Regions from separate parts of the Homo sapiens genome. Here region 1 is linked to region 2. Evidence: chromatin contacts called from ENCODE Hi-C data. All regions are on one chromosome and are shown on one strand. Each heading gives the region's core, a stretch centred on a gene start or an enhancer-like site at or near the end of the contact. The rest is flanking DNA. Distances are from core to core; before and after follow the strand shown. Region 1 holds the start of LINC02923 (long intergenic non-protein coding RNA 2923). Region 2 holds the start of SDC1 (syndecan 1).

Region 1 (3,667 bases), core at 480-2,979, 3.2 Mb before region 2:
ACAAAGAATGCCTAAGCCATAACAGTACTGGGATTTTAAAAAAAAAAAAAAAAAAAAGAAGAAGAAAGAAAGAAAAAAAGGAAGGAAGCAAAAAGGAGGAAGGAAGGAAAAACTTTAGTTAGTTCTGCTGGACTGAATTGATGTCTCCCAGCCAAAAAGTGAGAAAGCTTTACAGTAAGCCTGCTGAAAGAAAGAAAAAAAAAACCCATGTACACATACATATCAAATGAGATGCCAAAAAATGACATTAGTATTAGGGGTGCCATTTGAGTTGATGAAAAAAAATTAACTCCTTTATATCTGTATGTAGCTGGGAATAGTGTAGGCTTTTAGAAACTAGCAGGAAAAAAGAAGGAGATACTTTAAACTAGGAATGGTTTGTAGCCAAATCAATTGATAAAAGAAGGAAAAAGATGGCACAACTAAAATTGATGCCAAAGATTTATAAGGTTGACTAAATAAAAATGAATGGATCACCATGGAAATGCATGAATACTGAAATAGGCAAGATTTGAATAGACTAATGATGTGCCTCACTTAAACTGACAGGTGTTGATAACAACGGTGACACTCAATCCACACCAACCGCCACACTTCCAACATGTTTATTCCTAGAAAACAGGCTGGATTTAGAGGTTCCTTTGGTAATAGTTTATAAGCAAAATGCATTTTCCGGTCTTAAAGTGACTGACTCAATGCTCATCTACTGGAAAAACAAAAAAAAGGTTTTTATCCATTTTGTTCCTAGATATGAGGAGCTGCAGTTAGCAAAAGTCATTCTCCTGGGCTCTACTAGTCTTTGTTTCAATAAACCTCCCACAAACCTGAATTCTCAGTCTTGCTTGTCTCCCACACTGAGTACTTGAAGTATGACCACCACTCATTAGAAACATAATTAAAAAGACACAACACTAGATCCCCACCCCCCATCACATTCAGATGAAAACCAATAACCCTTAATCTATTTGTTACCATGGCTACCATAGGATATTTTATTTCAGTAAAACTCTAGGTATTTCGTTTGGATTGCTGCTTGCAAATGAAAGTTGGAGACCTATAAATTTCCATAACCGAGAGACCGAGGAGAAGAAAATGTTTTTCTTAATCACAGGCAAATATGGTTTATAAGATGTTTGTGCAGAAAAGTTATTAAAATTGGTTAGATGCATCAGCCCATAAACCAATTTAAATGCCATTAAATTCATATAGAGTTTAAAAGGCACATGTGCTAGTAATTCCCTGATTTATAGCAGGGTGATAAATCAAGTGCACTCCAGCACAATGTATGGGACGGAGACTATTCATCAGTAGCACACAGCTCCATACCTGTATAAACACCTAGATTATGGACTAATCAAATACACGCATGCCAACCAGCCTTTAAAGTATTCACTAGTGCTTACTGGACATGTTTTCTCTAAGTGTCGGAAAGAACAATCTATAAAATTGTTCATTCTCCTCCCTCACAAAAAAATTAAAAAGCTCTATACCTTCTTTCCATAATAATAATAATAATAATAATAATAATAATAATAATAATAAATCAGGAATGAGGTGGGACAAGTCTGCTGTCATTCATCTGAAAATGAAGCAATTCCTCAAATCTGCCCTCCCAGGGCTGAGTTAGTGATAAGACCACACGGCGAGGAAGAAACTCTGTAGTGACTAGACAGATGACTTTAAAGAGACTGAAACTAGTATAAATACAGCCGTAACCAGGACAGATCTGTCATTGCAAGAGGAGTCCGAATCCCAGCGTTGCTGGACTGGAGAGAGGCTGGAACCTGCAGCAGCGGGCCGGGATGCCGCTGAGCTGCCGAAGTGGAAGTTTCGCAGGCAGCAGCAGCTCGGCGTCCTCCACGGTCTGGTCCCTCCAGCGCCGAGGTCTCGCCTAATGCTACATAAATACCTGCGTCCACGATTCGCCCGGGGCGCGCCGCGGCGCAAGCACGGGAGGGAGGGAGGAGAACGTTTGCAGAGCGGCGGGGATGGCAGCGGCGGCGGCGGCAGCTCCTTACCCATCAGCATCTCTGGGGGCCCGCGCGAGGGCCCGCCAACGGACCGCGTCTGCCGCTTGGTTCCACAGCCCAGGGACGACAACTGGCTTCTCAGCGGGTGGACCCAGGCATCCGAGACTCGCGCGTGGCCGCCACCCCCTCCTCCGAGACGGCTGGCCGCAGGCAGGCAGCGCGTCCCCGCCTTCCCCAGGCAACGCAGAGGCGACCTGCCCTAAGAGCCACCTCCGACCTACCCCGGCTCCCAGCCCCGCGCTCCGGCCCCAGGCGAGCACGTCCCTCCCTTGGGGCCCGGGGCCGACGCTGCCCAGCGCGGGCACCCGCGCGGCGACCGCAGATAACCCTAGCGCTCTCAGCCCGCTCCAGGCCACGGAGACCGGGACGCGAGCCCTGGGCTCCCCCGGCCCCCCGAGGCCATCGGGGCGCGCGTTCACACTCCCACACTACACATCTCCAGGTCCACCCTGTCCCACACATCAACAACCCCTCCCCAACGACACCACCTCCTGGCCGCTTCGCCGTCCCCGTGAGCTCTCCTTTCCGCGTCCCCCCACAACACGCTGGCACCCACAAGGTGTCAAGGGAAGTGTGCGTGTGTGTGTCGGGGTGGGGTGGGTCACAATAAGGTCTGTGCGGGTTCCCTCCCGACGGTTTTCGAGCTCATCTACCTCGAAAGTTACTTGGGATTGAGTAAAGAGACCCAGTCCCCAAATGCGAGATCAGAGGACGCGAGGGGCAGAAAACCCCAACCTGGCTTCTCGCTGCACAGAGGCGCGCACCTCCCCAAAGGACAGTGCGCGCGGCCGCCCCTGGGGGCCAGCCCTCCGTCGCCTCCAGGTCTCCTGCCCGGCCGGGGCCCTGGGCCGCTCAGGGGAACGTGGCCTGGAGAGGGGCGCGCGCCGCCGGGCCCAGCAGGGGGGCTGCTCCGGCCAGGGGTCACACAAGCCTCCAGCACCTCCGAACACCGTGACAGTGGCCCCAGGCAGCCCCGGTGCATACACACCCGGGGGCAGGAAGTTTTTTCCCCCCCTTTTTTTCCCCCTGGAGCAGCGCAGGCGCAAGGGCTCCTGCAGCCTGCGAGTCCAGACGCGGGAGGCTCCTGTCGCCGCCGCCGCCGCCGAAGCCGAGCCCAGGGTTCCGGGTTCCGGCCCCGCTCCCACGCCCGGCCCGGCCCGGCCCCACGCGGCGGCCAGGACCTGGGTCTCCCTCCGGCGCCGCATCCGAGGCGCTCCAGCCCGGCCCGGCTCTTACCTCCGGCGCGCGGCTCCGGCCCCGGCCCGACGCGCAGAGAGCCCGGGGTCGCGGGTGGGCGCAGGAGGGCTGATGGAGAGCGGACAGCGCCGGCGGGTAGCGGTGGCTGGGGCCGCTCGGGTCCTGGCCGGAGGAAACGGATCCAGGTCCTCCTCCTCGCGTTCCTGCTCTCCGCCTTCTCCCCTCGTTCCTCCTCCTCCTCCGCCGCCGCCGCCTCCCGGCAGCCCAGGGAGGATGCCCGGGAGAGGGAAGTCGGTCCTCCTGCCTGTCAGCCTGTGCGGCTATGAGCGGTGCGGCGCGGCTCTCATCGAGGCGGCGGCGGCGGCGGCGGCTCCGGCAGCATCGCCCCCGCCCTCTCCCCGCAGCCGCGGCGGCCGCGGGGCTGGGGCTGGCTCCGGGCT
Region 2 (3,594 bases), core at 179-2,678:
AGGGCATTTTTAATCCACAGGGACTCCTCGAGCTCGGCTGGACCTCCGTGGTGCCGTGCTGTGAGACCATCCATCACTCAGGCACTCAGCGAGCCCACATCGGCCCCCAAGAACCCTGATGAAGGTCTTCCTGCCCCCTAGACAGACTTGGGGAGACGGACACCCCAAAAGCGAGAGCTCTTTGAGGTCAAACAGGTGCTCAGGAGCAGGGGTACAAGCAGGCCATCATCTTTTAGTGCTGTGAGGAGGAGTGGGGGGATGAGATGGGGACGCAGGAGGCTGCTCGGCTCCAGAGCCTGCTCCACGGTGGAAGGTGGAGGAGAGTCCAGGGTCCCACGGTCAGTCCCTGCGTGGCCCAGGAAGGTTTAATTCTTTTAAAGAGGAACACTGGACACTTCCCGATATTTTCTTGGTCCCCAGCTCAGGCCGACCCAAGTTCTTGCCTTCCGCCTAGGGAAGACAGGGGAGGACGACGCCATCTTTGGTCTCAGGGCCCAGGTGCGAAGGTCGTTTGGCACCATCTCTCCTGCCTGCCAGATGTGGGCAGGGCCCGTCCGGTTCTTCCCCTTTGCTCTCTCGGCCGTTTCCCCTACACCCGCAGGCCTTCCACAGCTTTTTGAACTGAGGCCCAGGGCCTCGCAGGGGATCTCGAAGGAGCAGCAACTGCACGGTGCTCCTCAGATCCGCGTGCCCGAGGTCACCGGGGAACAAAGAAGTTACTTATTTTTCCTTTTAGCTCAGATGAAGAGAGAGGGCGTTGTCTTCCACAGAAAAACGCTGCGAACTCCGCCCCCGTCCCCCTTTTTCTTGCAGCCCTTCCGTGCGGGTGCAGCTGTTTAAACTAAGGCCCCAAGTCTCCAGCACTTTGTGGAGTGCAGGAAGAACGCGAGCGTACGGGAGAATCTGGGCCGGCGGGGCGCAGCGAGCCGCATCGCAGCTGGAGGACAGCCGGGGTGTGTCTGTGTGTGTTTGCCCGTCGGTTGAAGGCCCCATCGCCCCCGGGTCCCCGCCCTGCCCCAGAAAGCGTTCCCCAAGAGAGCTAGGAGTCCTGCGCACCTGGAGCGCGCTCCGCGTCCACGCCCAGAGGGCGCTGCACACTCGCGCCCGAGGACTGCCTGCCCCCCTTCAGCCCCTCTCCCGGGCTGCGCCTCCGCACTCCGGGCCCGGGCAGAAGGGGGTGCGCCTCGGCCCCACCACCCAGGGAGCAGCCGAGCTGAAAGGCCGGGAACCGCGGCTTGCGGGGACCACAGCTCCCGAAAGCGACGTTCGGCCACCGGAGGAGCGGGAGCCAAGCAGGCAAGAACCTTAGGAGCGGGCCGGGGGTGGGGCGTTCCGAAGGGGCCGGGAGGGGTGGCTGGGGGGCGGGGTCCTGGGGGGTGTGGACTGGGGCTGGCCGGGAGACCTGGCGGAGCTGGGGGTGGGGGGCCAGTTTTTGCAACGGCTAAGGAAGGGCCTGTGGGTTTATTATAAGGCGGAGCTCGGCGGGAGAGGTGCGGGCCGAATCCGAGCCGAGCGGAGAGGAATCCGGCAGTAGAGAGCGGACTCCAGCCGGCGGACCCTGCAGCCCTCGCCTGGGACAGCGGCGCGCTGGGCAGGCGCCCAAGAGAGCATCGAGCAGCGGAACCCGCGAAGCCGGCCCGCAGCCGCGACCCGCGCAGCCTGCCGCTCTCCCGCCGCCGGTCCGGGCAGCATGAGGCGCGCGGCGCTCTGGCTCTGGCTGTGCGCGCTGGCGCTGAGCCTGCAGCCGGCCCTGCCGGTGAGTGCGGCCGGCGGCCAGGCGGGGAGGCGGCGGGAAGCCGGGACTGGTCACCCGCGGATGCCGGCGGGTGCACGTGGAGGGGGAGGGGGAGCGAAGACTTCCCTTCTTCCCGCGCTAGCCCAGCGGGTCCCGGGACGGTGAGCCCCGAGACCAGGGCTCCAGCCCCAATTTCCTCCGCTGTCGGTGGGTGCCGCACCGGTCCCGCGCTGGGGAGGGTGGGGGGCCGGGGCCCCGCGCTCAATTATGTAAAACGTCTCCACATCTGTCGGAGCCCGCCAGCCCACAGCGGCGCCCGGGGTCGCCCGTTCCCACCCTCCTCGCCCCGGCCACCGCGGCGGCCGGGCCCCCGTCGGTGACCCGGGGGGATGCAGTGACCGCGGCCACAACGCCCCCCCTGCAGACCCTAATTCAAACCAGACCCGCGGGCTTGCGCCCCAGCGCCGCCGAGCCCGGGCGCCCCGCCCCTTGCGCCAGGGCAAGTTTGGGCGCAGCGCGGCCGGCGCGGGAGCGGGAGGCGGCCGCGTTGGCCCGGGGAGCCGGGCCAGGGCTGCGTGGGGGGCGCGGGCGAGCGTCTGCAGGGCCCTCGGGCTTGCCGTGGGCGGCTCGAGGTGAGCTGAGCCGGCCCGGCAGCGGGAGGTTCCGGGAAGTTGGCCTCGGAACGCTGGAGACCCGGAGGAGCCCAACTTCTGGGCTGCTGAAGTTGAGCTGGCCCCGGAGGGCGCGTTCCCGTGCCGGGCACGGCCGAGGCGCAGGCGCCTTCCACGCGAGGGGACCCGGGAATGGCCTCCCGCTCCCCGGCTCGGCTTTGTGCTGAAGCCGCGCGGAGGGAAGGCGGGTCCCTTGGCCCGCCCAGTGCAGCTGGGAGAAAAGAGGGGCAGATGTGGAGCTCGGGGCTGTAAGAGGCCTTTGGGTGGGATGCAGCATCCACCTTCAGCGGGGCTGACGCTCCACTAAAGAGGGACGTGGCCGACAAAGAGCAGCCTGAGGGTCCCCAGAAAGTGGCTCTCCCGCCCCGGCCACCGGCCGCTAGCCCGCCTTCCCCAATGGGGGCGCTTTGTTCTCGGCCCCTGTAACCCTTTCCTGGGAACAGCCCCGTAACGCCGGCCTTGACGGGGGCTGGGACCTGGGCCGCAGCCAGGTGTCAGCGCGGGCCGCCCGGTGCCCGAGTCTGCCGCCCGAGTTCGCCTCCCCAGCCCCCGCGCCCGGTGCTGGCGTCCCGGGGTCCCTCCTGCGGGCCGGCTCGGCCATCCCCAGGGATGCAGAGGGGAGGTGCGGAGCCAGGGGCGCTTCCCCTTCCGGAAGTGGCGGTGTCTCGCCACTACATCTGGACAGTTCGACTTCCCCAGCTCTGGCAAAGGGAGGCACGTGGGCAGGGAAGGGGCGGGGGCGGGGTGGGCACTCGGGTTCTCCACTGCTAATGTGGCATCTGGACAAGTCTCAGCAGCGCTGACCCTCCGTAAGCGTTGCCTCGTGTAGTAGCTGCCAGTTATTGAGCGCTTTGGTTTTTTTTTTCTTTACAGAGTCTGTCTCATGGGAGATGAGGTAGGGACAGTCGTTTCTGAGACCGATGTGTAAAGCGCCCTCCCTGCTTCCCAGGTGACTCGTGCTTCCAGACATTTTCCGGTCCAGGAGAGGTCCCTGTGCCTATTGAACTGTGAATGGGCTGGACTGTGAGGGGTATCTGGGAGCACGGGGAGGGCCATGATTTCCGAGCTGGGTCTCATGCACTCCTGGCTTTCAGGTCCAAGAAGCTGCTCTCTAGGGTGGTGGTTTCTGTGGAACTGAGACTGTGCTTGGAGTCTTCGCTCCGAGTTTGGAGAAGAGAATGGAGCTGG

Evidence for each region. A loop is a pair of places that touch in the nucleus more often than their neighbours do. Pooled maps may share reads with other maps.
Region 1: a pooled map shows a loop between it and region 2 (3-fold over the local background). The contact joins the promoter of LINC02923 here to the promoter of SDC1 in region 2. A Hi-C loop is called at or near these places in 2 of 37 single-sample maps with no recorded cell type and 2 of 50 pooled maps.

The regions. Positions count from the first base shown.
Region 1 is chr2:23,385,380-23,389,046 of GRCh38, reverse strand. It overlaps LINC02923 (long intergenic non-protein coding RNA 2923), which reads left to right and starts at 1,729. Exons shown (of 6, transcript NR_187213.1): 1 at 1,729-3,667. KLHL29 (kelch like family member 29) reads right to left here. Exons shown (of 14, transcript NM_052920.2): 1 at 3,267-3,667. RefSeq lists silencers at 1,982-2,031, 2,202-2,371, 2,392-2,511, 2,752-3,611.
Region 2 is chr2:20,222,964-20,226,557 of GRCh38, reverse strand. SDC1 (syndecan 1) reads left to right here and starts at 1,428. Exons shown (of 5, transcript NM_002997.5): 1 at 1,428-1,756. The coding sequence starts at 1,691. RefSeq lists enhancers at 101-780, 781-1,460, 3,220-3,594 and silencers at 1,012-1,391, 1,452-1,871, 1,912-1,971, 1,992-2,451, 2,862-3,061.